Regions from separate parts of the Homo sapiens genome. Here region 2 is linked to region 1. Evidence: chromatin loops called from intact Hi-C (ENCODE). Cell type or tissue: A673. All regions are shown on one strand. Links, peaks and the distances in the headings refer to the core of each region. The heading gives the core; the rest is flanking DNA. Region 1 overlaps PTPRD (protein tyrosine phosphatase receptor type D). Region 2 has its middle 120 kb from the start of LINC03131.

Region 1 (16,808 bases), core at 4,354-9,353:
TTTTTCTCAATGTTCCTTTTCAGATCTATTAGTTCACGTTAGGCTTTTATTAAGAGAAATTGCATTATGCATAGAGTTCTATATAACTATTGTCATAATTTGTCCTACTGAAAAACGCAGATACTGAATTTTATGTGATACATAGTAATATAATAAAACTAGAGGCTGGAAATTTGAGTTCTTACTCTTGATTTGGACACTATCAGGCCAGTCACTCAGAGCAAGTTGGATTATCAATCCTGGCTTCAGTTTCTTTGCCTATGCAACACAATGTTATTGGACTTTAATAAAAATTTAGAAAGGGTATTTTAAGTACATCACAAAACTCATCACAATTAGTTTTATATGCTGCTCCATTTATTTTACTATATCAGACAATGTCATGCCATTGCTAGCCATTCTGCAGGGCATGTCATTGTCTAGAAAAAAGACTTTAATCCACATAACATGTCACATTTTCTTTTGTTCCCTCTATCATTCTCCTTCTCTTCCACTTTGCAAAGGCAAAGTATTGGAAAGGACATAGAGTTGTCAGAGAGTGTGAGAAAGAAGTCACGACATGGCATGCACCAGCTTTTCTCTTGTCCCAAGCAGCCAAGAAAATATTACAGACCAGAAGTTTTCTAATATTTTTTTGAATCCCTTTAGATTCATAAAAATTATTGATGACCCCCCAAAAGCTTTATTTAGCACGGTTTTTAATCTAATGATATTTACTGTATTAAATATTAAAATGAAGATCTTTGAAAACATTTACATTTTGTTAACTGATAAAAGCAATCTCATTAAAGGGTCCTGTAAAATTTGTCATTAAGGCCAGGCGCGGTGGCTCACGCCTGTAATCCCAGCACTTTGGGAGGCCAAGACGGGCAGATCGCGAGGTCAGGAGATCGAGGCCATCCTGGCTAACACGATGAAACCCCGTCTCTACTAAAAATACAAAAAATTAGCCGGGCGTGGTGCCGGGCGCCTGTAGTCCCAGCTACTCGGGAGGCTGAGGCAGGAGAATGGCGTGAACACGGGAGGCGGAGCTTGTAGTGAGCCGAGATGGAGCCACTGCACTCCAGCCTGGGCGACAGCGAGACTCTGTCTCAAAAACAAAACAAACAAATAAACAAAAAATTGTCATTAAGACCCCTTATTTTGAAAGTCAAAAAGTATTGAGAAGATTGGCATTGTTTGACATTAAAATTTCTATATTGTATGGCTTAACAGAAGACAGGTAGATTCTTCCATCTGCTTTCAATCTGTTGTGGTATCTCATGTCATGGAGCTTCTTGAAATCTTCACTGTATACTCATAAGAGAAAAGAGTGAAAAATGCAAATAACCCCCTGGTGTTATCGAAATAGTTTGATGTCACAGATTTTCAGAAAGGGTTTTGTTCTCAGACCACAGTTTGTGAACCACCGATGTAGACAAGGGTACAGGGGTAAGTTACAAAATGCTGTGCTTTGAGTAGCAGAGTGGACAGTTGGGTGTGGGGCAGGAAAAAAAGGGGCTGAAAGGCCAATCCCTGACCACAAGTAGCATGTATACAGTTGTGTCTACTATACACCCGAAATAAGCATTCAAAATGCACAGAGAATCAGTAAAGAATCTGAATTAATTGATACCCATTTCTACTTGGAAAAGAAACAAAATTCTATGTCAAAATCTCTATTAGGAACACTTACTATTATATGATCGTTCATTAACTTTTACCATTCCTGTTAGGTATTGAATAGTATTATACTATTTAAAAGAATAAGAGTCACCACTTTTACTAAAACTCATGATAAGGAACCAAGGTAAGCAAGAATTAAATACCTGCTCATATACCAATAAACTATACTGAGGAAGCAGAGATTAAGGAGAAAGAGCATGGAGACATGAGCAAGGCTCAGAGCAAATTAGATGGGCACACATATTTCTTCTATGCAGAGAACAAAAGAAAAAGTTATCTCTGATTATGCAAAAATGAAGGAAATGTATCATGGTTAAGATGTCAGCATTTTCATGTTCATGTTTTCAGTCCAGGACAGAATCTGGAGAATGGGGTCTTCTCCATCAACATCTAGTCAGCAACTGCCACAGCTTAACTAATGAGATGCTTCAGGATCCACTGGTGGCTGATTTCATAAGAAAATTTGTACATAAGCCAAAGCTTGAGCTAATCGCTCAACAATCATACTCAGAAAAGAGAAACGTACTAGTGAAATGTTTATTTCACTACCATAACAGTAACAATTTCTCACACTTACATGGAGCTTATTATATGTCAGGCATTGCCCTGTGAACTTTGTGTATTTCGGCCCCATTGATCTTCACAACAATCCTCTGACAGAGAAATTTTTTTTTTTTTTTTTTTCAGATGAGAGAATTGAGGAAAAGAGCTTTTAAACCCAGGCAGTCTGGCTCCAGTATATCAAAAGGAACTGAGCAATGACTGAATCTGGGCAAAGCTATACAACAAAAGAATATGTAGAAGGTTTTCTAAAAATTCAATGTCTAGAGAAGTCTACTTCTTGAAATTCTTACTCTTACACACGAATTTTCTCTACCTCTCTCAGAGCACAATCGAGTGATAACAGCTGGAGTAAAATAACTTTGTCAGCCCGGCGTGGTGGCTCACGCCTGGAATCCCAGCACTTTGGGAGGCCGAGGCTGGCAGATCACGAGGTCAGGAGATCGAGACCAGCCTGGCCAACATGATGAAACCCCGTCTCTATTAAAAATATAAAAATTAGCCAGGCATGGTGTCACGTGCCTGTAATCCCAGCTACTTAGGAGGCTGAGGCAGAAGAATCGCTTGAACCCGGGAGGTGGAGGTGGCAGTGAGCCGACATCGTGCCACTGCACTCCAGCTTGGGCGACAGAGTGAGACTTCATCTCAAAATAAATAAAAAAATAAATAAATAACTTTGCCTAGTCTCTTCACCACTGTATCTTTAGAACCCAGAACAATGACTAGTATAGAACAGGCTTTTAATAAATATTTTTGGAATAGAAGTCTGCTATTTATAATGTAAGTTTATATCAGAAATTCAGTGAAGTACAGCTGGAAAGTGAGGTTCTTTGTTTAGTTTTGATTCTCCAGCAACTCTATTATCTATCTGTTGCTAATCTCTAGATTTTCTGATTTATTTTTTCTCAAATTTTAATATTTATACAACAAATTGTGAATCTTGTTAAAATGCAGATTATGATTTGGAGGTTCTTGAATGAGGCCTGAAGTTCCACATTTTTAAGAAGTTCCCAGGTGAGGTCAAGGCTATTGGTCCAAGGACAACTCTTTGAGTATCAAAGTCTTAAAAGTAAATAATAGATATGACTTTCAGCTTTAAGTAAATCAAAATCACTTACAAGTTATAATAAGAAATAGTAAATAAGCCCTCTGTGCATCAAGATTTCTTTACACACTTCCCTTCTTATTTTCACTGTCGCCATTATTTTAGGACAAACTGAAAAGTGACATTTCTCACTGCTACTGGAATTGTCACATGTGATGTTAAATTCTTCAAGCTCCACTTGGGGACATGGTGCAATGATTTGTCTGGATATTTCCAACTGTAAATGTTTTCTCTATGACCTTTTCTATGGATTAAACACAAATCAACACATATTTAACCATTTGAAAAGGCAAGATATCTTACAGTTAAAATTAGAATGGAAAAATGCAAAATCATCCACGTCAACATTTTTTTGGATTCATTCATGATTCCAGGATTTCAATAGATAACCATTGTCCAAATAAACCAATAAAATGTGACCCCTTATGGGTTTTTTTGCAATGAAAAGGTCAGGCTTGATTCCATTCATTTCACACATGTAGATAGATGCTATGGAAAATTTTAAAGAAAGTAATCAGTATTTATTTAGCAAATACTGTTACGATATTTAATTGCTTCTGGACACTATTCTAAGTATTATAGGAATTTTTTTTGCTTCCCAGGCATAACTTCCCAATCAATATGTACTATTATTATTGCCTCCACATTTTCGGGTTTTTTTTTTTTTTTTTTTTTTTTTTGAGATGGAGTCTTGCTCTGTTGCCCAGGCTGGAGTGCAGTGACGTGATCTCGGCTCACTACAAGCTCCCCCTCCCGGGTTCATGCCATTCTCCTACCTCAGCCTCCGGAGTAGCTGGGACTACAGGCGCCCGCCACCATGCCCGGATAATTTTTTTTGTATTTTTAGTAGAGATAGGGTTTCACCGCGTTAGCCAGGATGGTCTCGATCTCCTGACCTCGTGATCCGCCTGTCTTGGCCTCCCAAAGTGCTGGGATTACAGGCATGAGCCACCACTCCCAGTCTATTACCTCCACGTTTTAGGTGACAAAGCCAAAGCACTGCAAAGTTAAATATGTCACCCAAGCTATAGCATCTATTTGATGGGCTAATCAAGGACTCTGGCTTCAGCATCTGTACTCTAACAGCCCTGACTTCACCACTATACAATCTATGCACGTAACAAAATTACACTTGTAACCCATATATTTATACAAATTTTAAAAATCTGTACTCCTAACTGCTGTACTCCAGGCTGCTTCTCTTTATGCATTTCTTAGAAAAATATATTTGAAATTTTCAAAGAGTTGAAATATTCTATCCAACTATATCTTTAACCTCAAGAATCAGACTTCCTCCAGCAACTTACATGTCACAGATTGAATATCAACAAATAATTAAGATATAGAACAATCAGGCCTACAAAATTGCCAGGGAAGTGGGGCATGGTCTTTCTTCTCCATCATATCCCCTGGGTTCACATTAATTTTCACTGAGCATATTCTGCTATAATAAGCTAATCTATTATCTCTATTACCATACGATATCTATATTTTCGTAGCTCACTAAAATTTCAGAATTACATTTCCAATTGTGCATTAGACATCCCCACTTAACGCTGTACAATGGTAAGAGAAAGTAAACATATCAATCTCCTACAAAGATGTTCTTTGTCGAAATAAGCCAATAAGCGCTGTGCTGAATGATATTACCACCTGCTCATTAATTAGGAATCTCAGAGACATCTTAACAATTCTCTCTTTTTTTCTTTATTACATCAAAGTGTACCAACCAATATTAATTTTACCTCAGGCGAGACTACATTAGCTGAAGGACTCATCATCTCTTCTTTGGACTATTGTGGTACCTCCTGACTTTCTCATGGCTCCCAGTTCTCCAATTATTCTTTGATACTCTCCTCAGACAGGCTTTTTAAAACCACATACAGTCTTTCCACTTGCAGGTTAAAAAATGTTAAGTTGTCCACTCTGCTTATAGATTTAAGCCCAAACTACTTAGTAAGGCATACAAGGACATTGCTAACGTAACCCCTGACTATGTTTCCAGCCACAGTCCCAACTATTTCTCTTCCCAAGTAGCTACATCAGCTTCTCACTTCAACAAACCATGCCCTTTAAAATCTTCTTAGCACACACTTTTTCTGTTCTGTCTAGAATATTCCTGTCCATATTTTCAGCTTGACAGTTTTTATTTATTCTTCAAGATGATTCTTTATACTTGAAGTATTTTCCTATTTCCTCAAGTAGAATGTACTTTATCACTGACTTTCTATCGTACTTTAAATGTATTTTCTGAGACACTCCAGATTATCGACTTCTAGCAGGCAAGGGATTCTCTCATAGTTTTTAGAACATAAGAGGAGCTCAGTCAACATTTACTGAATAAATAAATAAAAACAAACCATTAGGTTTAACCAATGGTTTTCTATTTTCTACTTCATAACTTTTGATATTGAAATAATAGTTCAATAGTTAATACTACAAATAATATTAATTATAATAAATAATAGGGCATTTTATCTCCCACATTGCTATGTCAATAATTTCTCCGATTTGGATGGAAAATATTTGTAGAAAGCACAGCAATGAGAGTAAATTATATTAATAGTTTCATAAATCCCCAAAATATCCTCTACTCTGTTTCCATAGTCATGCCTTTCCAGAGGGGAGAATAAACTAAACAGTCAAATGCAGAATGGTGTAGGCTGTTGACTGCCAAGAGAAAGGAAAAGCCATTCATGTTGAGTTCAACATAGATTTCATTATCAGGAATGTGCTAAAAAACACTGTCACTGCTGTGGTCCCAATGTAGGTGGTTTGTCTGACATGTGGGAGGCTCATCTTTGGTTGAAACATGCTGTAGTGCTGCTGATATATGGCTCTGCGATGTATGCTTCCCTATGCCATCTGTAAATACAGGTGGTTCCTGCTTTATGCCATGATCTCTTTCTGGAAACCCAACTGGAGAGAAAACAATAGCAAACATTATTTTCTGTACATTCACATAAACTGCTATGTATACAGAATACGGAAGGCTCATAAAGGTGAGAAAGTTTGCAGTTATCATTTTGACCTCTAGATGGTGATGCTGCTCTGGTTTGACATTTGCACTATAACTCACATTGCTGGAGTTGCACTAGATTGTTGTTCCCAGGACAGCCAAAAACTGTGGAATGAGCACACTATACCAGACAAAGTGGATCTTGAGATAAGCAAAATATAGAGATGTAAAGCAGTGAATTGTTATACTTAAGACTAAATAGAACTTTTACTGATGTATGTAGACTCACAACATAAAATTGTCATATTTGTTATTTTTGCTATTTTTATAATTATAATCATGGGAATTCTAATTGTGAAATACATCTGAAAGTAGATGAGTGATGTAATGAACCTCCATTTGCTCACAACTCAGCTTAAGCAATTATCAAGACACAACCTATCTTGTTCATATTTATTGCCACGTACTTGCTCCATGTTTTGATGCCACATACATACGTGCACTAAAAAAACTCATAATTCTCCTTGGCAAAACTGACTTTGTGAAAACATTTTACTTGAAATCACTCTTTGAAGAGAAGACTATGAGTATAGACTATTAATTTTTGAAAAGAACACCAGGATAATGATTAGGAAGAAGGAAGTTTCTTGGCTTTATTTCATGACCTGGGTGGTGAATACATGGGTGGGTTTGCTTTGCTGTAATTCACCTAGACTTATAACTTGTGTACTTTTCTGTATACATAGTTTATTTTCACAAAAGAAAAAAGAAACAGACAAACATAAAAAAAAAAAAAAAGGACCTGTGCCTTATATATCCTGTCCTCTTGATAGATACAGGTTTACAATGTAGAGTAGCTATTCCTTATTGAAAAATGGAATCACTTAGAGTAATGACAAAAATGTATTTAACTTGCAAGTTAAGAGAGAAATTAAGGAGAAAATTCAATTGTGCCAAAGCCTTCCACTGTCTTTCTTACCTAAAGGGTAACGAAGAAATCCTTGGTGTTTACCTTAAGAAACCCTCTTAAGAGCTCAAGTCATCTTGACCTTTCTTTAAATGGAAGATATAATAATCATAAAAGGAAGAGTTCTGCCCACTTCCTTGCCTACCTCTTTACCTACTGTGTTACCGTTTGAGCCAACCACTGCCACTGGGTTGGTTTGCAGCTTTGTGGGGATACAAGGAACACAAATACTTGAGTAAAATAATGTTGAAAGTTTCACGTCCTGGAAGCCCAATGGGGAAATAAATAACAAGCCAAAAGCAAAATAAAAGTGCAATGATTGTAAAAGTAAAAAGAATTAAAGGAGATAAGTCAATATGAATAAAAGTGAAAAATGAGAAGGCGGGGAGAAGAGAGTATGTAAGAAGCTGTTCTCACTTGCCACAGATGCCTTTCTTTACTACTCCTTTGATTCTTCTCTCCTCTAAGCTCTTAGAGTGTTCAAAGTGTTATTTTATGTCAAGAAAGGCAAAATGGGATACAGACAGTATCTACTCTAAATTCAGACAATGCTTGATTGGAACTTGTAGGAAAGTACTTTACCTCCTTGTGTTTTAGCTCCCATAGCTATAAAAAAGGGTTAAGAAAATCTGCTTTACATGTATATTTCACTTATTAGAGACAAAATATATCAGCACATTGTTGGTGATCAATGAGTAACAGCCATTACTGTTATTATTAATTACTATCATTTTTATGTTTGTTGTATTATCTAACTTATATCTAATAGTATTAGAAATAAGCTAGGGCTATAGCAGGTGTTTTCAACCATAGACAAGCATAATTTGAGTGTAAGCAGAGACAGCCTTAGGGGCTATATGTGCTGCCTTTGACACATATTGGTAAGTTGTCTTTAAAATATGTAAGACAAAAATGATGAGTTTTCCTCTTTATATGTTGTTTTCAGTAGTGTATGTTACTGATATTCACTAATTTTACAATTTACTTAGAAAAAAAGAGAGTAAATGTAATACAAAAAGAAGTTATCTAACTCATAGATAGAAGACCTACAATGTCTTCTAAAGATATCTAATGAAAGACTTAGAAATGGATTTTCTTTGCTAGAGACAGTGATGACACCTTACTTGTCCTTCTATTTTTGTTCTAAGTTCACCTACTGAAATGAAATAGTACATGATGGATAGTAAATAATACCTCTCACCCTTCTCAGGAATACATTCAATGCAATGGGTTTTGTTTAAATCGATAAATTAGAGGTGTTTATTTGAAAGCAATGTCATTAAAGTAATAGAGTTTTAATGCAGGATACAGAAATATTAGAAAGAATACAGAACATTGTAATTGAGTAATTTTAGGAAATTTCTGTCCTTTTAAAGGTAGGCTGTGATTACTAGATATTAATCTCACTTATGGGAAGGAACTAAAAAGACTTATGATCAAGTCTAGCATAATCTTTTCTTAAACATATGATGATGTTAATATTACAAAACTCAGCCTGGGCATAATTAGACCTATTTTGGAATGCTAATGGAAAGACATATGGCAAATCATGATACAAAAATTTACTGATTCATAGAAGGACCTTTCATCAACATTTTTACCTAACTAAATTAGTGATTTTCTTGAGCTTAAAAAGATGAAGTAGCCAGAGGATATGATTAAGCAGCAAAACACACAGGACAGAGCTATTTTACCCATTTTAATGGCTTCAGTCATATCTGTTCTGGGGAATATGTGTTTTTTTTAATTATGTTTGATAAAATTAAGCAAAACAAAAACACAGTGCCAAGTGTCTCAACTTAGGCATGCACCATGGTTAAAAAAATTGTGCTAAATTTGAAGTCAAAAGATGTATAGACTAGTTCTTGTTTCTCCATTTACTAGCTAATAAAACTTATGCAAATTATTTTTCCTCTTAGGGTCCATTTATTTAATGATAAAATAAGGAGTTTAGACCTTGGCAAATACTTTCTAAAATTCTTAGCAGTTTTAACAGTTCAAGATGCCATTATCCTTTATTTTCTATTCAATTAGCACATTGCATCTATTTTCCCAAAAGATCAAACATGAAATGGCAGGTGTGCTTCAATTCTCATAGCCAGGCATCTAGTGTTCTTGTCCTGGTGGTGTGGTGGTAATGGCGGGGACAGAGTGGAGACAGTAGTGAGAGAACAAAGAAAGTAGGTGAGACAGCTGAGTGTATCCATACGAACAGCCACAATTGTAATAGCAAGTACCTAAACACAACTTTGAAAGCCAAGTGTTTTCTAGTATGTATAAGAATGAGGCTAGTGGAAATGAAACCAGATGATTTTTAAAGAAATACCCTAAAAGGAAAAAATTCCTCTTCTAACTATCAGCCCATTTAATTTGGTTCTTCTAAGTAATAATTGCTGACTGCTGCCTAGTCGCCCCATTCTCTTTTTCTATACACTGAATATTTCACCAGACTGACGGCTTCTGGATCAGACAGTAAGTCTTGAAAGCTAATCTTCAATACTTTCCAAAAGAATAGCATTAAGTGAGCTACACAGCACATTAGAATTTTTTAATGAATAAAAAATACCTATCTCTCGGTTAAGTTTTAAGAAAGCATAAATAGCATGTCATATTAAATAGAAACATAGTGTCAAAAAAAGAACAATAATGAGAACAAGTAGTGAGCTTGTGCTTAATTATATGCGAGGCATTGTCCTAATACTATACATATATTATTTCATCAAACTGTCATAGCCATATTATGATGCAGGCACTATTATTATCCCTTTTCTACAGATGTTGAAACTGGGACAGAGAAAGATCCAGTACATTGAATGAGGTCTTACAGCTCACAATGGAACAAAGACTGAAACAAGAGACTTGAACCATCACTTATTTGATGGTTTGCTTATCAGTAGGACGTTGTTAAGTCACATATTTGAGAACATTATTTATTTTCACAGTTCTTATGTTGAAAAGCCTCACTTATCTTTTTCTTCTCATTAAAAATGTAGTGAATGTAATCAGTGAAAGGAAGTATTAGAACGCATGTTCACAAGCAAGCCACTTAACTGTGCTTTACTAAAATTTTCAGGTGAAGAGTGACTGCATTAATTTAATTTTCAGCGGAAGACACTAACGCTGTGAAATATTTTCCTTTCTTGGGGCTATTCTATTTTTAGTGTAAGAATTCTCTGACATAGTACAATACTTACTGTTTCATGTCAACCTGAAAATCAAACGGTTCTATACTAAACTTCTACATGTTTGGCCTTGGGAAACATTTATGTAGAATTTTGAAATACATTGAAATTGAATTAATCAAATCAAAAATTAAATGAAAATACATTTTGAATTGAAGTCTTTCTATGAAATTTCTGCAGACAGAATATTTTACTCATCTAAATATATTTAGAAATCTTCAAAAATATACCATGCTTAATATTTCATAATTAAGAAGCTAGAATTTTTTCTTAAATATTAAAAAATTCTACCTACATGCATCCCTTTTTAAAGTAGTCTGAAAAGTCAGTTTGATGGTCCCATTTCCTACCTAATGCTGTCTTTGATAAAAGATCTCTTCTCTCCTGAGATCACAGATGCAGACATATAATGAGTTTCTCTGTGATCAATAATCCTCACCCCTGGTCTGAGTGAGTGTTCAGAGGAGTTAAACATGTGATCTTTGCCTGAAGTATTTCTGTTTGATGGAATTGGCAGAAAATATGCCTCTTTTCAAAATGATTTTAATATTTTTCTCAGAATAAAATAGGTAAATTTAAAATTTAAAGTTATAATGAAAAGCATTAGTTTCCCTATCCAACCAAATTTGTGCTTCTCAGTGATCATATTTTTCAACACTTTCAGCTTTTTTCTATTATTATATATCTCCATTTTTCTAAATTATAGGCTTATGCTCTTATTGTAAAATTTTGAATGTTAGATATTGTCCACTGAAGACAATATGAATGATATATATTTAAATACCTTACAGTCTCTCATCCACACATACTTGCTGTCTTCCATGCAACCAATATAGTATAGTGACATAACCAGTTGCTACCGAGGGTTTATGCTACTATCGTTGGCTATATAACTGAGTTGAACTGCATATTAGTATTATGTTTATTTTCTTGTACAACTTTTTCCTCACTGTTTCGCTCTATTTTTACATCTTACTTTTCAAATTAATATTGTCACAAACCTTTTGATACCATTTAAAATGATATCTGGTATTAGCTACCAGAGCACTTTGTCCTCCTGCTCCAAACTGAACAAGTTATTTATCTGTCTGTTGAGTCCTCTTCAGAATTCCAGTTATCATTATCTTGGAAACTTCTTCTCTTTTCTCCTGTAATGAATATTCAATTCCCTTAACCCAACTCTCCCTCTTGTCACACTACTCCATTTTGGTGGAGATCATCTCAGAACATCTTCCTGACAAATATACACATGAAGTAAATGTGCACATTTGGAAATATAGCATAAAGGAAATTGATCATTTACATGATTAGAAAGTTGGCTGAGCATATAAATTTAGTATAGAAACCATTTTCTTGGAATATTTTGGGAGCATATGGTGTATGTCTCAGAATTACATACCTACTGCCTTGTACCTCTCACTGTTGCTGGTAAAACAGCTGATTGCATTTTGATTCTCATTCCTGTTATGTGATCTACTTTAACTCTTGGGTCATGGAAATGACCCAACTACTTCTTAGTTGAAAGATGTGATGCTAATGGCTAACAGCTATTTATCAACCACATGCACAGTGGGGAGTAGGGCACAGACAAAGGAGTTTGGAATCCAGTAATGGTAGGAGAAAATGGGGCCAACACAAAGTCAGAGCAAGTGCTGAAAATAGAAAGAAAGAAGGAGAAAGAGAATAATTTTTAAAACAGACTTTAGTACAATACAGTTTTCTTTTCATTTTGAAATTCATTAATAACTGCTTTATTACAATGACCTCCCTTCCTCTCCTTTAGATTTCCACGTATACTTAGTAGTAATATGAAATTATATGATAAATTATTCATATCAATGCCCTCTGTTTTGTTGTTTGCATTATTTGACAGGTTTTGAGTAGGTTGTAAAAGTGCCACATGCCTTTGTGTTTCTGATTAGTATTCCTTTTGTTCCTGGAAGTTTTTGCTTAGATATTTTTGTCATGTAATTCAGGACTTTGGATAGTCAATGACACATATCTGGATTGTAGCTCATACCACTTGTTAGTAAAAGAGTGCCGCCTTGTTCCTGTTTGCCTTGAATTCTTACCTTAAATTTTACTTTGTCTGCCATTAACACTTTTCATACCCATGACATTTTCTATTACCTTTGCATTGCTGCCTTTCCTTTTACTCTAAACTTTTACATATTCCATTACGTCCTAGAGCCTCCATCAGTGCCTGGCTCATGGTGAGTACATAGTGAGTATGTTACAAAATGGATAACTTGTAAGTTCAGTCGCTTCATGAGTTTGCAATTAACTAGCGTTCTTGTTAATGTTTATATGCACAAAATCTCATTACAAAGTGTGACTAGCTTTTAGGCCTAAAGGTAGAACCAAAAGTATGCAAAATATTTGTTTTTATACATTATTATTATTATTATTAATTATTATTATTGAGATGTAGTCTTGCTCTATCACCCAGGTTGGAGTGCAGTGGTGCGATCTTGGCTTCCGAGTTCAAGCAATTCTCCTGCCTCAACCTCCTGAGTAGCTTGGGTTATAGTCACCCACCACCATGCCCAGCTAATTTTTGTATTTTTAGTAGAGACAGGGTTTCACCATGCCAACCAGACTGGTCTCAAACTCCTGACCTCAAGTGATCCGCCAGCCTTGGCCTCCCAAAGTGCTAGGATTACAGCTTGAGTCACTGTGCCCGGCCTGTCTTTATACTTAAAAAAAAAAAAAAAATTGATGAAGTTTACAAAAATTCAACATAAAGCATAATATATCTAATGGGTTAAAAGTGAGGTTAATCTATTCAGACTGTGAGTAAAACCAATAAAAGTAATCAACTTTATAGAGTCAAATAAAAAATTTCATTGCATGAATTGATCTGAATTTAGCCTCTACTGAAAACCTATTTATGTTTTCAAGTAACTTTCCTTGTTCTCTATACTTGGACAGTTCTTGGAATCTAACATTCAGATTATTTTGTATTTGAATACAACTTAACTTTCAGTATATGAGCTTTGTTGGCCTCACTTATATATTTACTCATCATTAATTGAATCATCACCTTGTGAAACAGCATACAAGTGTTTGAAATAAGTAGCTAGAACTGGACACTGGATCATTAGTTAAGCTAATGCCCTTCAATAACTGTGTGAAGTCAAAGGAAAATAGAAAATTGTGTCTCTTATTGCAGGAACCTGAGCCTTTTCCCCAGCTATAGGCACCTTGATGATCTTTGCCTCAATTTCTCTTTTTTCACTCTTTCTCTTTCCAATATCTGTTCTTCTTACCTTTCTTGAGACATACCACCTTTACGCCTTGCCATATTTCTCAGTTTGTGTAAAAATCAGAAGATTTGTCAATACCAAACCCATGTTTCAACATGTCAACAATTAGCTGGAGCTTAGCAGCTGCTGACTCCTGAAGCCAAAAACTACACTCTTCATTTTACCATATTTTATTCCCTATCCACTTCATTTATTTACATTATCATCATGTTCCTTTAGGTTGTTGAGTTCACATCAATCACAGGCATATCTACCTGGTTGGTGTTTGGTCAGATCATCCCCCGAAATATCTGTTTATATCAACATTTTCAGGCCTTAATTTAGTACAAATACTATGCATGCCTCTTTAGCTGTGAGATAGATAAAGTAGTTATGTATAAGTTATGTATAAGTAGGAATCCTTAGGAAAGCCCTTTTGAGGGTCCTCTTTGCAAATACCAACATAGTTATTAGTTATTAAAAAATTTCCCTTTCTGGTCATCAAAATGACTCTTGAATTAGTTGATGCTATAGGCCTTAATGCATAAACAAGTAGAGGCAATTGTGTCAAAATACAGAAGTTTGAATTTGCAGGCAGGTGCAATGTAAGAATTATAATTGTATTTGATTTAAGTGATAGTGCATTATCTAGGGGTTAAATGTGCATATAAATATTTGGCTGCTCTTGATAAACAACATAACTAGTCCAGTTGGCTCTTCCCTTGATACTCTTTCAGGGAAAGGCTAATGCAAAAAGACAAGCACTCTGGTCCGTGCTTGTTCTTTTCCACCCGCCAGAACTTGCCCACGGAATAACTGTCTCTTTCCTGATCATAGGAGCCACACTCAGATGCCTCAGGAACCCACAGATCATCAGATTAATATATGAATTGGAATTGAATTGGAGAACCTAATCCTGCCTACGTTTAGTGTCCTCTCCCTTCATTTTAAAAGAAGTGGGAGGTGGTAATATGAAGCGTGATGCAGTTTTCCACACATTTGCTAGCTCCATGTTCTCTATGATTGGAAAGGACCCACTTGATTAGAAAAAAATGAACCTCTTCTAATTCATAAGTAAAATATACTTCTTCTGTAATCAGTTAATTTTGGTGGGGGGCGGTATATATGACTACTTGAAAACAGTACTGATGTAATTTGTGACCTCTCACTAAACAGTCATTAAAAATTTCAAATTTGAAAATTCACCCTATGCTCAATAATTTGGAACTGCAGTGAAACATTGGGTTACAGCAGCATGGGATATTTATTTCATATAATTGTATTGAACTATGGAAACATAGAAAAACTAGATAAAAACATCTTTGAATTATTGTTAACTACAGGTTTATAGAACTGGGTTGCTTATATTAAAATAGGTTCTTTATGTAAATTGGCTGGATCAATAAGCAAGGTTCAAAGAATCTGAAAAAAATAGACAATTTACTTTTTCTACATGGCAACATAGATATTTTCAGACCACTTCTTACTGGGGCAAGTAACTAAATTTCTAAGTAGAGGCTTGTACTTGCATTATCATGTTGCTTGACCAAGGTGATTTGTATGCTTAAAATTATATACAGAATGCTTTGGGGGATAATTCTATGCATGCAGAACTGGATCTATTTTAAAACTATAAGTCTGATCCTTTTATTTCTTTTTACTGTCTACGTTATTATGTGCATTTCTGGTTCAATTTCCCAAGTTACAAGGTACCTTCATGTCCTCTGAATTTAATAACCATGAGACTACCTAATTGTCATTTCAGCCTCTTTATAGCAAGTGAGGAGAAGATATCTGAAATGTATTTTTAAATATTCTTTAATCAGACATGCGATGAATCCCAAAGCAAAACCATGTTAGTATGTTCTATCTTTGCTAATCAGATTCCCTTGGAAATAACAAAAAGAATAGTTCAGTAATTTAAAAACTGGCACATTATTGCTTTAATAGGAATTGTGAATATTTTATCACCATAATCCCCAATGAATAATTCTGCTTTGTTACTTTCCCTTTGAGGAGAAGAGTACTTGAAGTTATGATATGTGGTGATAGAATATCTGGAAAACCTTTGAGATTTTTTACCAAGTGACTCTGAAAATCTTGGGTATTCTCTTCAGAATAAGAGATAGTGTTCACAATGTGGAGCAATTATTTGTCAAATTTTTCTAAATATTGAGATTAGCTTATCGTGCCCTATTTTGAATTTGCATTTATCCTTTCATTTGTTTCAAATCTGTTGCATATTAACTAGCTTTCTTTTAAGTCTCTAGGATTTCTTCATTAACATAGTATCTTTGCCTTTTGTTATAATGTCATACACTCTTATTCACACGATATTTTTATCAAAGATATTTTACTGACTTGCCTATTCTGTGTAAGGGACTATGGCTGATAAAGTGTTGTTCATCTCATATTTAATGTGCTTCCCTGCATTTTTCAGAATACTTTGTAATTAGGTAAAGGTTATAAGACTAGTTACTACTGATGTGTGATGAGCCAAAATGAATGAAGTCATTTCTTATCAGGTATTATTAATTGCTGATATGCTACCTGTTTTTTTTTCTGTTTCCTGCTGCATTACCTTGGAAACTTTGGATCTGAACAGTGCAGCTACTGTGGACTATCCTGTTCAATAAAGAAACAGTTATGTACAGCATAAGAAAACTAGAGCAAAGGAAAAATTATAGAACAAATATGGTTATTTAAGAAATAATATTAATATATTAAATGCATGCCTTGATATTCTGCTTGCCTTCTAGAGGGGCCTCAAAATTCATTCTAAATTTGTAAGTAGTAAAAATGTATAAAAAGGAAACATAATTCGTTACTTGCTTTATAAAAATAACCAGTTGATTGGAGGAAAGCAATTATTACTGGAATTAAGACAGGCAGAAAATCATCCCCCTATCTCATAGACAGGGTATCATGATCTAAACGAACCTATTTATTCTTCAATGCTATTTAAATACAGAGCCATGTAATTTTGCAGTCAGAGAAGATAATTCTAAAATTTATTTGGTTATATAAATCCTCAAAGCACATGACTCTTTAGGTTATGTTTTTATTTTTTAATTGTATTTTTTGTGGGTACATAGGAAGTGTATACTTATGAGGTACATGAGAT
Region 2 (16,808 bases), core at 6,970-11,969, 480 kb after region 1:
CCAAGGCTATAATATATATAGCCAGATCAGTTTTCTGGAAAACAAACAAGCAAAGAAACAAATAACAACAACAACAACAAATACAGGAGATTCACAGCAACCAAACAAAAGGGGGCCAGTCAACCTGACTCAGTAAAATAAAGTCCCCTCCGCGTTAACCCATGCAAATAAAGTAACCTGAAGTAACCCGACGTTAACAAATCTGCTTTTTTCACTCTGTTATTTCCTTGATCCAACTCAAGCTACCTTAGAAAAAACTGTTTTGTCCCAATGGAATGCCTTTCTGTTTCATAAACAGAGTGCTGCCCTGTTCATAAATCCTTAATAAAAGCTAACCAGATCTTTAAAATTCAACTTGTTGAAATTTTGTTCTGTGATAATTTGCATTTGTTTTCTGCAACCTACATTATAACATAACATCTTTTCAAAGTAATAAAGAGAAAATACTTCTTATATTAAAATGGATTAGCATGGTGCCAAAAAGATGTAAAAATTAAAATACTATGACTTCTTTTTATTGGAAACTGACAGCTCTATGCCTTCTAAAGTAATAAGGAAATATCCAGCTATTCTAAATTTCTCATATATTTATCTCTGGGCAAAGTATTTGGGGAACAACAATATTTATACTATTAATTTCAAAAGAAAGTATAAAATGTGTGAATTGCTGGTTTGTCATAGCTAGGGCAGTTTAGTGGGTCTGTTTGTGTGTATTCATGTCGCTTTTGCTTTGGAGTAGGAATCCTTAGATCTAGTGAATATGTTCATATCAGTAACTGTAGTTATTAAAAAACTCAATAATTGCAGCCTGAACCATGTTTCAGACCCTGCAGGTTATGCTGTTGTCTCCTCTACTCATTTCCCATACTCCTACTTCAGGGCATCTTGCCTGAAGGACTACTTTCCACTATTGTGAAACAAAGGTTTTTATTTCTCTCATTTAAACTGTCAGTGCACTACTTTTCTTCATGATTATCTTTCCAACAAAGTTCTTAAATAAATTCTCTAAGGAAGAGTCAAAATGTAGAGGAAATTAATGAACTGGAGATTTCTGAATTTTTGTATAAATATATTCATATATGAAATTTCAACGAAAATTCTAATTTAAATAAGGCAAGAGGGATGAATTAAGGAAAATATACATTTGTAAACACTGGGGTGAATGACATTTCCTGGTCCTTGAAAAAGCTTTCAACATAGAGCTAAGCTCTTCAGAGAGTGACACGTTGGGATTACAAACTCGGAAAAAATACACTAACAATGAAATATATCACTACACTTACATTTCATTTGTTTGTTTCATTTCTGATAAATTATTAGGATAAATGTCTGTGTGCATGAACCTTTCAATTGAAAGTAAAATGTGATCCTATATATATCATATTGAGAGGTGACAGTGTGCTGGCAGCCCTCGCAGCGCTTGCTTGCTCTCAGCTCCTCCTCGGCCTCTGCGCCCACTCTGGCCATGCTTGAGGAGCCCTTAAGCCCACTGCTGCACTGTGGGAGCCCCTTTCTGGGCTGGCCAAGGCCGGAGCCGGCTCCCTCAGCTTGCAGGAAGGTGTTGGGGGAGTGATGCGGGTGGGAACTGGGGCTGCGCGCCCAGCGTGAGTTTTCAGTGGGCGTGGGCTCGGCGGCCTCCACACTCGGAGCGGCTGGCCAGCACCACCGGCCCCAGGCAGTAAGGGACTTAGCACCCAGGCCAGCAGCTGCAGAGGGTGCGCTGGGTCCCCCAGCAGTGCCGGCCTGCTGGTGTTGCACTCAAATTCTCATGGGGCCTCAGCTGCCTCCCCACGGGGCAGGACTTGGGACCTGCAGCCCACCATGCCTGAGCCTACCCCCTCCCACCATGGGCTCCTGCACAGCTCAAGCCTCCACAAACAGCACTGCCCCCTGCTCCATGGCGCCTGGTCCCATTGACCACCCAAGGGCTGGGGAGTATGGATGCATGGTGTTGGACTGGAAGTCAGTTCCACCTGCGGCCCCCGTGCAGGATCCCTGGGTGAAGCCAGCTATGCTCCTGAGTCTAGTGGGGACTTAGAGAACCTTTATGTCTAGCTAAGGGATTGTAAATACACCAATCAGCACTCTGTGTGTAGCTCAAGGTTTGTAAACACACCAATCAGCACCCTGTGTCTAGCTCAAGGTTTGTAAATGCACCAATCAGCACTCTGTATCTAGCTAATCCGGTGGGGACTTGGAGAACTTTTGTGTCTAGCTCAGGGATTGTAAACACACCAATCAGCACCCTGTCAAAACGGACCAATCAGCTCTCTGTAAAACAGACCAATCAGCTCTCTGTAAAATGGACCAATCAGCAGGATGTGGGTGGGGCCAGATAAAGGAATAAAAGCAGGCTGCCTGAGCCAGCAGTGGCAACCCACTCAGGTCCCCTTCCACACTCTGGAAGCTTTGTTTTTTCGCTCTTTGCAACAAATCTTGCTGCTGCTCACTCTTTGGGTCCACACGGCCTTTATGAGCTGTAACACTCACTGTGAAGATCTGCAGTTTCACTCCTGAGCCAGTGAGACAGCGAACCCACTGGGAGGAATGAACAGCTCCAGATGGGAGGAAAGAACAAACTCCAAACATTCCGCCTTTAAGAACTGTAACACTCACTGCGAGGGTCCGCGGCTTCATTCTTGAAGTCAGTGAGACTAAGAACCCACTAATTCCGGACGTAATATTGTTTCACTCTAAAAAACTTTTTTTTTTTAACCATTTGATTATTTTTTCTAGCACACATCTATTTAAAAACTTTGAAGTTCCAGGATTGACCTAGCCATGAAAATTACAAGGACAACTTGGGTGGGGCACGGTGGCTCACGCCTGTAATCCCAGCACTTCGGGAGGCTGAGGTGGGCAAATCACGAGGTCAGGAGATCAAGACCATCCTGGCTAACGTGGTGAAACCACATCTCTACTAAAAAAAAAAAAATAGAAAAAATTAGCCGGGTGTGGTGGTGGGCACCTGTAGTCCTAGCTAGCCGGGAGGCTGAGGCAGGAGAATGGCATGAACCTGGGAGGTGGAGCTTGCAGTGAGCAGAAATCACACCACTGTCACTCCAGCCTGGGTGACAGAGTGAGACTCCGTCTCAAAAAAAAAAAATTACAAGGACAACTTAAACATAGTTTTGATCCTCAACTGGCAACAAATAGATTCTAGAATTAATAAAGCAAATTAAAAGTGATGTTTTATTATAACCCATGTTATGATAAATTTCTATCGGAGAATTACTGAATCACAAGGTAAAAGCATTTGTATTGGGGTTACATTAGACAGGGCTTAAAGGTTAAGGATCAAGGGAAATGTCTATGAGCAGATAAAAATATGGTAATTAAGAATGAATTGAAGCTATTTGAACACATATTGTACTTTGGGTTTGGAAAGAGTATATTCCACATAATATTAACAAGCATGCTGGTGTTAAATAGCATAATGCAAGTGCAGAATATTCAAGTCATTGTGGCTATGGCTTGAGCATAGATTGAGGGATAGAGTAGAATAAGATGAGGTATAAGAGAGACACAGTGTAGATAAAGCTAAACTAATTGAATATTATTCTGAAATCATTTGAAGCAATTGAAATCCTTTTTTTAAAAAGGAAATTTTGTGATGAAGATTGTGTTTGAAGAGATCTCTAGCTCAGTATGTGTAGGAAGACCAGAGCAGAGTCCAACTGGAGACAGAGACTAGTTAAGCATCTACTGCTTTACTCTAAGAAAAAATGGTGAGTGTCAAAAGTTAAAACAGTGGAAATAATAATAGAGAATAGGATGTCAGTGGGGTGGACATTAGAAAGAAAAGTCGATTGATCTTGGTGATAATGTTTTTATGTACAAACAAGTTTCTGACTGAGGCAAACTGACAGTGGGTGCTAGTGCCCTTTGATTAATAAAGGAAATAAGGCCTAAGAAGATGCTTGGGAGCAAGGGGCAATTATGAGTTCATTAATGTGTAAAATTTGAGATGTGTTTTGGGAAAGACACTTGGCAATGTCTTAAAATGCGGGTTACAGTCATGTGCCACATAATGATGTTCTGGTCAATGATGGACCACATATAAAAGATGGTGGTCCCATAAGATTTATAACGGCGCTGAAAAATTCCTATTGCCTAATAATGTCATAGTCATTGCAGTCATATACTCATGTGTTTGTGGTGATGCTAGTGTAAAAACATGTACTGTGCTTCCAGTCATATAAAAATATAGTGCATATAGTTATACACAGTAGACAATACTTGATAACGTTGGTAAATGACTATGTTTCTGGCTTACGTCTTTACCATACTATACTTTTTATTGTGATTTTGGACTGTATTCCATCTGTTTATTTTTTTAAAAAGTTGACTGTAAAACAACGTCAGGCAGGTCCTTCAGGAGACATTCCAGCAGAAGGCATTATTATAATAGAAGGTGAGAGCTCCATGCATGGTTTTGCACCTGAAGAGCTTCTAGTGGGACAAGATGTGGACGTGGAAGACAGTGATACTGATGATCCTGACCCTTTGTAGGCTTAGGCTAACGTGTGTGTTTGTGTCATAGTTTTTAACAAAAATGTTTAAAACATAAAAAAAAAAAATCAAAAATTTAAAAATAGAAAAAGCTTATAGAATAAGGATATAAAAAAATTTTCTACAACTATACAATGTGTTTGTATTTTAAGCTAAGTATGATTTCAAAAGACTCAAAAAGTTTAAAAAATGAAGTTTATAAAGCAAAAAAGTTACAATAAGCTAAGGCAAATTTATTATTGAAGAAAAAAGTGGTTTTTGTTTTTTTTTTTGAGATGGAGTTTTTCTCTGTCACCCGGGCTGGAGTGCAGTGGTGTGATCTAGGCTCACTGCAAGCTCCGCCTCCCAGGTTCATGCCATTCTCCTGCCTCAGCCTCCCGAGTAGCTAGGACTACAGGCGCCCACCACCACACCCCGCTTTTTGTATTTTTAGTAGAGACGGGGTTTCACGGTGTTAACCACGATGGTCTCGATCTCCTGGCCTCATGATCCGCCCGCCTCAGCCTCCCAAAGTGCTGGGATTACAGGAGTGAGCTACCATGCCTGGTCAAGAAAAAGGTATTTTAAAATAAAGTTATCGCACCATAAGTATACAGAGTTTATAAAGCCTACAGAAGTATACTGTGTCCTGGGCCTTCAGATTTACCACCACTCATTTCCTGACTCACTCAGAGCAACTTTCAGTTAGTTCTTCAAGCTTCATTCACGGTAAGTACCCTATGCAAATGTACCATTTTTAATCTTTAATACCATATTTTTACTGTACTATTTATATGTTTAGATACACAAATACTTACTATTGAGTTATTATTGCCTATAGTATCCAGTACAATAACATACTGTACAGGTTTATAGCCTAGGAGCAATAGCTATATCATATAGCCTAGGTGTATAATAAATAGGCTATATGATCTAAGTTTATGTAAGTGTACTCCATGATGTTTACACAAGAATCAAATCACCTAACAATGCATTTCTCAGAATGTATTCTCATCCTTAAGCAACACATGCCTGTAAAAGTATAGTTCTAAATTTTAAGAGGGCGACTTTGACCTAAGATATATATTTGGAAGTTTATTGCATTTAAGTGATAACTGAAAATAGAAAATTGAATAAGATTTCCCAAAGTTATACAATTTAAAAGATATAATAGACAGCAGAGCATTTCTGGAAATTTGCATTTCAAATTTAAGTATAAGAAGACCAACTAGTGAGGAGTACCAAGAAGGAACAAATGTAGTGGTAATAACATCAAAGGTGATGGTGATAACAACCACCAAGTATTAGATATTTAACAGCATGTATTAGCAACTGAGTTACATACTTCACATACATTACCTCACTCTTAGTTTGCAACAAATCTATAATTGAGATTATATTGTTATTATCTACTTTTAAAGATAAGAAAACCAAGGCTCAGAATTGTTGCCAATTTACATAAATACTGTAGTTACTATCAGGTATACTGGATGTGGCAGAGTGTATTTTCCAAAAATGTAATAACATTTCCCATTATGAATACTGTCCTATAAACTAGGTGATCAAAAGGTCATGCACTTTTTCTTTGCTCTGCTAGGACTGTCACTTTTAGCAGAAGTCTCCATGGTGTGAGGAAGCCCCAGCAGCAGGTATAGAGGTCCACATGGAGAGGATCACAACCAAGCTGAGTGGACTTTCAGCATCACTAAGTCATGTAAGTCATGTAAGTGAAGGACGATTACTGTTGCTTTAAGCCACTAAGTTTTGAGTTAGATTTTTATGCAAAAATAGACAAATAATACAGATTTTGGCACCTAAAAGTGGAGAGTAGACATAAAAACACCTAACACCAGTGACATTGACATTGAGACTAGGCAATAAGTTAAAGCTGAAAATGCTTTGAGGAGACTCTTGAAAAAAAGCCTAGGACCTCAAGAAGGTTATGGGTGAGAATAGAAAAGTAATGAAAATGTGACAAAGTTTTACCAAAGGGAAGCCTTGTTATATACGGAGTATTGAATTTTGAGAGTTCTTTATACAAGTCCTTTGTTAGAGAGGTGATTTGCAAATATTCTCCCCAACTGTGGCTTTTATTTTCCCTCACTGTTTTCTTTTCAGTCACTTAAAAGTGACCTTTAATAAGCAGAAGTTCTTAATTTTGATAAATTACAATTTATTATTGTTTTTTATTGTGTGTCCACTTACTGTTGCATTTAAGAAACTGATATCTTATCCCAAGTCACAAAGATTTTTACCTGTTCACTTTTAACAGTTTTATAGTTCCATATTTTGCATGTACATGTCTACAATTTATTTTGAGTTATACATGTATGCTTGTGAGTGTGAGGACTATATCAAGGTTTTTGTTTGTTTTGTTTTGTGTGCTGTGTATGCATATATTCAATGGTATCAGCACTATTTATTTAAAAGAGTATCTTCTCTTCATTAATTGCTTTTCCACATTTGTTAAAAATCAATTGACTGTAAGTGGCTCCATTTCTGGACTGTTCATTCTGTTCCATTTTCCTACTTTCTACCTTTTATCAATACCACACTTTTGATTGCTCCAGCTTTTTAGTAAATCTTAAAATCCAGTAGTGAGAGTCCTCCAACTTAATTTTTCTGTAGAAAAATCATTTTGGCTTCTAATTATTTATCTTTCCATATAAATTTCAATATTGACTACAATATTAACTACAAAAAGTCCTGTTGGGACTTAATGACATTTTGTTGAGTTTATCACTTTGGGAAAAAGTGATGTCTTAACAACAATGACTCTTCTTATCCGTAAACATGATAGATCTCTTATTTTGTTCTTAATTTTATTTAACATAATTTGGTAGCTTTGTGTCTTCAGACCTTGCACATACTTTGTATCTCATAATTTTGACCCTATGTAAATGTTAATTTAAAAATTACTTTCTGATTTTTTATTGCTAGTATACAAGCATACAATTGATTCTTGTATTTTGAGTTTATATCCTTTAATCTTTCTAAGCTCAGGTATTACTTATCATAGTATTTGTTGTAGATTCTTTGAATTGCCTTTCACAGACCATCATGTTAAGGCAAACAGAGACAGTTTTATTTCTTCTTTCTCAATCTGTATGCAATTGTTTTCTATTTCTTGCTTTATTGCCCTGGATTGGACCTTCAGGAGAACACTGAATAAGAGTAGCGAGAATGGGCATCCATTTTCTTTTTTCTTTCCTCCCCCCGAGATGGATTCTCGCTCTGTCGCCCAGGCTGGAGTGGAGTGCCGAGATCTCAGCTCACTGCAAACTCCGTCGCCCGGTTCAAGCAATTCTGCTGCCTCAGCCTCCTGAGTAGCTGGGATTACAGGCGTGCACCCAGCTAATTTTTGTATTTTTAGTAGGGACGGAGTTTCATCACGTTAGCCAGGCTGGTCTCGAACTCCTGACCTCATGATCTGCCCACCTCGGCCTCCCAAAGTGTTGGGATTATCTATGCCCGGCCACTATTTTCTTAATCTTTCTTACAAGAAGAGCATTCAGTCTTTCACCATTCAGTATGACATTAGTTGTAGGTTTATGGTATATGCCCTGTCATAGAGAAAAGTTATTTTCTATTCCTAGTTTACAGTGTTTAATCATAAATCAATACTGAATTTGGTGAATATTTTTTCCGTATTCATTGGGGTGCTCATATAGGTTTTCTTGTTTATTCTTTTGAAAAGGTGAATTAATTTATTTTCAAATGTAGAACTAATCTTGCATTCACAGAGTAAACTCACTTTTCCATAAAGTATTATCACAAGTTTGAACACACAGATATATATTCTTTTTATATATTGTTTAGCATATTTGATACGCACTAAATACACTAAAATTGAGAAAGAAAATTTGCATCTCTATAAGGGCTGGTGAAAATTAAACAGATAATTTTTCCTTCCAATGTTTTCTTCTGGTTTTGGTGTAAGAAAATGATGGCTTCATTGAATAAATGAGGAAGTTTCCTTTTCTTCAATTTTCTATAAGCGTTTTCTTAGAATTGCTATTCTTTCTTCCTTAATTTTTGGTAGAAATGACCAGAGAAAACTTCTGTGCCTGGCATTTTATTTTTGGAAAAATTTTAAATTACAAATTTAATTTTTGAAATCTATTTAAAGCTCTTCAGGCTACTTATTCAGGTTACTCCTCACTGAATGCCATTATTTTGCATCTTTCATAGGATTTGTCCATTTAATCTAAATTGTCAAATTGGTCGACATAAAGTTTTTATACTTAACTATTTTATGTAACACATTGCCACAATATGTAATGCTTAAAATGACCAGCATTTATTGTCTCAAACTCTCCTGGTTGGGAATTCGGGAGCAGATTAGCTGGATGTTTTTGGCTCAAGGTCTCTCACGTGGTTGCAGTCCTCAAAAGAATTGAATGTCAGAGTATCCAGTTCAAAGACAAATCACTCACACGGCTGTTGGAAGAAGACCTGGGTTCCTTGATGACTCTTGGCAGGAAGCCTTATTTCCTTACCACATGGTTCTGTACATAAGCTGCTTATGTGCTTAAGTATCCTCACAATATGAAAACTCCCAGAGCAAGTGATTCAAGAGAGAGAAGGAAGCCACTATGTCTTTCATTATGTAGCTTCTAAGCTGGTACATAATCATTTCTACCTTACATTATTCATTAGAAACAAATCACCAAATCAAGCCCTCACTGAGAAGAGCACAATAAAGCTCTACTTTTCAAAGGGGGACTTATAAAGAATTATAGAAATATTTTTAAACTGCCACAGGTTATTCAGATTTCTCACTTATTATTTTATCTGATTTATAGGGATATTCTCTCTCTCAATTTTGATAGTGGTAGTTTTGTCATCTCCCTTTTTTGCATGGTTAATTTGGCTAGAAGTAGATTCAACGTATCAGTTTTTACAAATAACTGTTTTTTATTTGATTTATTTTATGATTTATTTATTTTTTTCAGAGACAGGATCTTGATCTGTCACAAAGGCTTGAGTGCAGTTGCACAATCATAGCTCACTGCCTCCTCCATCTCCTGGGCACGCGATCCTCCTGCCTCAGCATCCTGAGTAGGTGGGAATATAGGCACACACCATGATGACTGGCATATATATACAGTGATGACAGAGTCTCACAATGTTGCCCAGGCTCATCTCAAACTCCTAGCCTCCCGCAGTCCTCTCACCTCAGCCTCCCAAATGCTAGTGTTAAATGCATGAGCCATCATGCTCAGCCTATTTGATTTTACACATTGTTTTCTATATTATTACTTGTGCTTTTATCTTTATCTTATTCTACATATTTTGGGTTACAGTTCCTCTTTTTATTTGCTTTATTAAATGGAATATTAGGTCATTAGTTTGAGACCTTTCTACTTTTCTAATACAGACATTTAGTGCTATAAGTATCCCTCTAAGCCCCATTGTAGCTATATTCCATAAATTTGATAACTGCATTTATGTTCATTCTGCTTAAAACACTTTCTAATTTGCTTTTTGTCTTTGATCATGGGTTGGTTAGAGATGCTTCATTTCTTATATTTGGAAATTTTAAAAATATCTTGTTATTCATTTTAAATTTAATTATCTTGCAGAAAGCATACTTTAAATAGTTTGAATCCTTTTAAATCTACTGAGCATAATTTTGTTGCTCAGAATATGGTCTATCCTGGTAACAGTTTCATGTGGCCTTGAGGAGAATGAATGGTCATTCTACATTGTTGAGTGGCATATTTTACCAATACCAAGCAGGTTAAATTAGTTGATAGACTGTTTAAGCCTTCTATGTTATTACTGATTTTGTGTCAAAATTTTCTATCACTTATTGAGAGAAGAGTGTTGATGTATCCAATTATAATTGTGAATTTATCTATTTATTTTTACAGTCCTCTGAGTTTTTGCTTTGTAAATCTGTGAGTCTTGTTACTGAGTTTATAAATAGTCAGGGTTTTTCTGTCCTTTTGGTAAACTTATGAAGTGACAGTCTTTATCCATGTTAGAATATTTTTCTCTGCAATATAGTTCATTTGATATTAATATAACTCCTTTAGTTTTGATTACTTTTGGCATGGTAGATATTTTTCCACCTTTTCACTTTATATCTTTAAATTTAGTTGGGCTTCTTATATTCAGCACATGATCAGGTATAGATTTTTCTAATCTGATAATCTCTTCCTTTCAACTGGATTATGTACCATTTGAATTTAATGTGGTTATTGACATGGTTGGATTTAAATCTACCACATTACTGTTTTCTATTATCCAAATGCCCCTCTGTCCCTGTTTTTCCCTATTTTCTGTTTTCTATAGAATAAATGAGTATTTTCTATCATTCCATTTTATAAACTTGCTTATTTGCTCTATTCTTTTCTTCCAGTTCATTTAATGGTTAGTTAAGTTTTATATTATACATCCTCAACTGATCACAGTCAATCTTTAAATGATATTACACCACTTCATATATAGTATAAGAACCATCCATGAGCATCCTTCTATTTTGCCTCTCAGTTTTTTGCTGCTGCTACCATACATTTTGGTTATAAGATTTAACCTCACAAACATTTTTATTATTTTTGCTCAACACATTATATTTTAAAGAGATTAAAAGAATACATTTTATATTTGCCACATATTTGCCATTCTTTTGCTCTTTATTCTATTGCTTGAGTTCTGGTTTCCACATGGCAACAGTTTTCTTCTGCATAAAACATTTTAATAGTTCTTAATTTTTAAACATCTTATTTCCTTTATCATCTTTTGATAATTTTTTTCCAGTTTTGGTATAGCTAAAAAAATTTACCTTTTATTTTATTTTATTTTATTATTATTATTATTATTATTATTATTATTATTATACATTAAGTTTTAGGGTACATGTGCACAATGTGCAGGTTAGTTACATATGTACACGTGCCATGCTGGTGCGCTGCACCCACTAACTTGTCATCTAGCATTAGGTATATCTCCCAATGCTCTCCCTCCCCTCACCCCACAACAGTCCCCAGAGTGTGATGTTCCCCTTCCTGTGTCCATGTGTTCTCATTGTTCAATTCCCACCTATGAGTGAGAATATGCGGTGTTTGGTTTTTTGTCCTTGCGATAGTTTGCTGAGAATGATGATTTCCAATTTCATCCATGTCCCTACAAAGGACATGAACTCATCATTTTTTATGGCTGCATAGTGTTCCATGGTGTATATGTGCCACATTTTCTTAATCCAGTCTATCATTGTTGGACATTTGGGTTGGTTCCAAGTCTTTGCTATTGTGAATAATTCCGCAATAAACATATGTGTGCATGTGTCTTTATAGCAGCATGATTTATAGTCCTTTGGGTATATACCCAGTAATGGGATGGCTGGGTCAAATGGTATTTCTAGTTCTAGATCCCTGAGGAATAGCCACACTGACTTCCACAATGGTTGAACTAGTTTACAGTCCCACCAACAGTGTAAAAGTGTTCCTATTTCTCCACATCCTCTCCAGCACCTGTTGTTTTCTGACTTTTTAATGATTGCCATTCTAACTGGTGTGAGATGGTATCTCATTGTGGTTTTGATTTGCATTTCTCTGATGGCCAGTGATGGTGAGCATTTTTTCATGTGTTTTTTGGCTGCATAACGGTCTTCTTTTGAGAAGTGTCTGTTCATATCCTTCGACCACTTGTTGATGGGGTTGTTTGTTTTTTTCTTGTAAATTTGTTTGAGTTCATTGTAGATTCTGGATATTAGCCCTTTGTCAGATGAGTAGATTGGAGAAATTTCTCCCATTCTGTAGGTTGTCTGTTCACTCTGTTGGTAGTTTCTTTTGCTGTGCAGAAGCTCTTTAGTTTAATTAGATCCCATTTGTCAATTTTGGCTTTTGTTGCCATTGCTGTTGGTGTTTTAGACATCAGTCCTTGCGCATGCCTATGTCCTGAATGGTATTGCCTAGGTTTCCTTCTAGGGTTTTTATGGTTTTAGGTCTAACATTTAAGTCTTTAATCCGTCTTGAATTAATTTTTGTATAAGGTGTAAGGAAGGGATCCAGTTTCAGCTTTCTACCTATGGCTAGCCAGTTTTCCCAGCACCATTTATTAAATAGGGAATCCTTTCCTCATTTCTTGTTTTTGTCAGGTTTTTCAAAGATCAGATGGTTGTAGAGGTATGGTATTATTTCTGAGGGCTCTGTTCTGTTCCATTGGTCTATATCTCTGTTTTGATACCAGTACCATGCTGTTTTGATTACTGTAGCCTTGTAGTATAGTTTGAAGTCAGGTAGCATGATGCCTCCAGCATCCAGTTTTCTTCTGCATAAAACATTTTAATATTTCTTAATTTTTAAACATCTTATTTCCTTTATCATCTTTTGATAATTTTTTTCCAGTTTTGGTATAGCTAAAAAAATTTACCTTTTATTTTAAAAATATACTTTTAATATTAGGATAGATCACATTTAGAAAAACATTGTAAAGATAGTACAGAAAATGTCTTTATATATCACATCCAGTATTCTCTATATTAATATCACATATTAGCATGTTACATTTGTCAAATTAACAAATATTAATGCATTACTATTCACTAAATTTCACACTATATTTTCATTTAATAATTTTTATTTTGTTTTATTATCTGATCCCGAATACCATAATATATTTAGTTATCATGAAAGTGAATACTCTTTCTAGGATGACTGCAAAAATACAAAAACAACAGTAAAAAGCAATGTTACAAAGAATCATAGGACGGACTTAACCAGCCCTGTGATTTATTGTGCTCAGGACGAAATAATCACTCGACAGATATTTATGAAGCTCCTCTATGTAACCAACATTTAATAATGCATTTTCCTCTACTCTCATATAAAAACATATAATTTTAGTTTCCCAACCAAGCAGAAAACTGTGTATTTCTTGATCCCTATTGGTCAAAGATAAAACCAAAAACAATAAAAAATTATAAGTGATGAAATTCACAGAACTTATGAAGCACTTTTCCAACCAGTTATTATGTATAGAGTTAATTCTATTGTCCAGCAAGATATTTTCTAGTCAATAGCTTCTGGGAATCATTCCAAATTGTCAGTCCTATTTCTTATTCTTAATCATCATTATTAGTGTTATTTTCAGTAGTTGTAATAATTTTTCCCAAAACATACACTGTTGAAGCCCTAAATACACCAATGAATAAAAATAATACATATATAGTACTTTGAGTATACATTTGATATTGTAGCAAACAAAAGAAATATGCCTTCTTAGCTGTTTCAATTGCTATCTGTTAATTCTGAGGCTGCTTATTTCTTGTTTGTTTATCTGTTTATCTGGAACAGATAAAGGTCTATAAAGCAACTGAGGACAGGATTGCCCCAAACAAAGTGTATACTTTTATTGGTACAATTATGAATTCATTTGAAATGCCTTTCTTAACTCCCATTTTGGGATATTCTTAGCAGGATTAAAGGATTTCAATCTGGATTAAGGGATTAGGTAATTCATAAACTAGTGATTCATTTTAGAAAAGAAGGAAACATATTCATTTAGATTCTTTTTGTCAAGGAATGAATGACTATTCTTTGCAACATGATTTTTTTCTATTTAAGCTGAAACAACAATACATTTATGTTTTTTCTAGTCCTTTGCTATCTTGATCCTCTGTTCATCTTTTACACTGAATACTTGAATATGCCTTCAGGGCTATAAAAAGAACATTATAATAAGGTTAAGCATTACCACTTTGGGATGATAATGTTAGGCAATCATTGCTTTAATTTACAATAAATATGATATAGCAAAAACAGAAAAAAAATGAATATTTGTGTAAAGAATACTCCCTACATGCTTTGATTTCCAGAGAAAATAAAAGACAGAAAATCATTTTTGGATACTTGTATTTTCACCATAAAGACTTTTCTAAAGCTTAGATTTACAAAGATTATTCCCATAAGTGATCCATCAAATAACTCACTTACTTGAATGGTGTCCATTCCTCTTTTATTTCTAATGAGCAGACCTCGGATATGATACCTGAAATCATAACCATAGCCTCAGTTAGCTACTTTGTTGGGCAATGGTGTTGAGCTACTGAACATTTCAGTCTAAGGAGATTCCTGCAAAGTGAAACTTCTTGCTCCTTTCAGCATATTCTTATCAGAAACAATCCCAAAAACCTGGCTGAATTCCATGTGAGAACATGACACTCCCTGGCAAAAAGGCTATAGGGAGCACAGGATAAACCAGAGCCTCATAAAACTACATAGCAGCTTACTTGTGAAAAGCCATGCTAGATTCATAATTTTTGAAAAGTATTCTTGATGCATTTCTTATTGTTAATTCAAATTATTCTGCCTTCTTTTGAGAAGTGTCTGTTCATGTCCTTTGCCCACTTTTTGATGGGGTTGTTTGTTTTTTTCTTGTAAATTTGTTTGAGTTCATTGTAGATTCTGGATATTAGCCCTTTGTCAGATGAGTAGGTTGCAAAAATTTTCTCCCATTTTGTAGGCTGCCTGTTCACTCTGATGGTAGTTTCTTTTGCTGTGCAGAAGCTCTTTAGTTTAATTAGATCCCATTTGACAATTTTGGCTTTTGTTGCCATTGCTTTTGGTGTTTTAGACATGAAGTCCTTGCCCATGCCTATGTCCTGAATGGTATTGCCTAGGTTTTCTTCTAGGCTTTTTATGGTTTTAGGTCTAACATTTAAGTCTTTAATCTATCTTGAATTAATTTTTGTATAAGTTGTAAGGAAGGGATCCAGTTTCAGCTTTCTACCTATGGCTAGCCAGTTTTCCCAGCACCATTTATTAAATAGGGAATCCTTTCCCCATTGCTTGTTTTTGTCAGGTTTGTCAAAGATCAGATAGTTGTAGATATGTGGCCTTATTTCTGAGGGCTCTGTTCTGTTCCATTGATCTATATCTCTGTTTTGGTACCAGTACCATGCTGTTTTGGTTACTGTAGCCTTGTAGTATAGTTTGAAGTCAGGTAGCATGATGCCTCCAGCGTTGTTCTTTTGGCTTAGGATTGACTTGGCGATGCAGGCTCTTTTTTGGTTCCATATGAACTTTAAAGTAGTTTTCTCCAATTCCGTGAAGAAAGTCATTGGTAGCTTGATGGGGATGGCATTGAATCTGTAAATTACCTTGGGCAGTATGGCCATTTTCACGATATTGATTCTTCCTACCCATGAGCATGGAATGTTCTTCCATTTTTTTATATCCTCTTTTATTTCATTGAGCAGTGGTTTGTAGTTCTCGTTGAAGAGGTCCTTCACGTCCTTTGTAAGTTGGATTCCTAGATATTTTATTCTCTTTGAAGCAATTGTGAATGGGAGTTCACTCATGATTTGGCTCTCTGTTTGTCTGTTATTTGTTTATAAGAATGCTTGTGATTTTTGCACATTAATTTTGTATCCTGAGACTTTGCTGAAGTTGCTTATCCGCTTAAGAAGATTTTGGGCTGAGACAATGGGGTTTTCTAGATATAAAATCATGTCATCTGCAAACAGGGACAATTTGACTTCCTCTTTTCCTAATTGAATACCCTTTATTCCCTTCTCCTGCCTGATTTCCCTGGTCAGAACTTCCAACACTATGTTGAATAGGAGTGGTGAGAGAGGGTATCCCTGTCTTGTGCCAGTTTTCAGAGGGAATGCTTCCAGTTTTTGCCCATTCAGTATGATATTGGCTGTGGGTTTGTGATAGATAGCTCTTATTATTTTGAGATACGTCCCATCAATACCTAATTTATTGAGAGGTTTTAGCATGAAGGGTTGTTGAATTTTGTCAAAGGCCTTTTCTGCATCCATTGAGATAATTATGTGTTTTTTGTCTTTGGTTCTGTTTATATACTGGATTACATTTATTGATTTGTGTATATTGAACCAGCCTTGCATCCCAGGGATGAAGCCCACTTGATCATGGTGGATAAGCTTTTTGATGTGCTGCTGGATTCGGTTTGCCAGTATTTTATTGAGGATTTTTGCATCAATGTTCATCAAGGATATTGGTCTAAAATTCTCTTTTTTGGTTGTGTCTCTGCCCGGCTTTGGTATCAGGATGATGCTGGCCTCATAAAATGAGTTAGGGAGGATTCCCTCTTTTTCTATTGATTGGAATAGTTTCAGAAGGAATGGTACCAGTTCCTCCTTGTACCTCTGGGAGAATTCGGCTGTGAATCCATCTGGTCCTGGTCTCTTTTTGGTTGGTAAGCTATTATTGCCACAATTTCAGAGCTTGTTATTGGTCTATTCAGAGATTCAACTTCTTCCTGGTTTAGTCTTGGGAGGGTGTATATGTCGAGGAATTTATCCATTTCTTCTAGATTTTCTAGTTTATGTGCATAGAGGTGTT

The links. A loop is a pair of places that touch in the nucleus more often than their neighbours do. Peaks named below come from ENCODE experiments on the same cell type or tissue, not always from the same donor. Only the 100,000 strongest peaks of a DNase experiment are listed, where the experiment ranks them.
Region 2: a loop joins it to region 1, with 3.0 times the contacts of the local background. A loop is called at or near these places in 1 of 110 quality-filtered maps.

Annotation. Positions count from the first base shown.
Region 1 is chr9:10,360,007-10,376,814 of GRCh38, forward strand. The region is part of intron 2 of PTPRD (protein tyrosine phosphatase receptor type D); the gene reads right to left. Among named protein-coding and RNA genes, the nearest start is that of PTPRD, 240 kb to the right of the region's middle. In A673, for the core only: a CTCF peak has its summit at 6,363 (motif pointing right); a DNase peak (open chromatin) is centred at 6,395.
Region 2 is chr9:10,834,402-10,851,209 of GRCh38, forward strand. No RefSeq gene overlaps it. Among named protein-coding and RNA genes, the nearest start is that of LINC03131, 120 kb to the right of the region's middle. In A673, for the core only: no CTCF peak of the experiment used is centred there; a DNase peak (open chromatin) is centred at 8,990.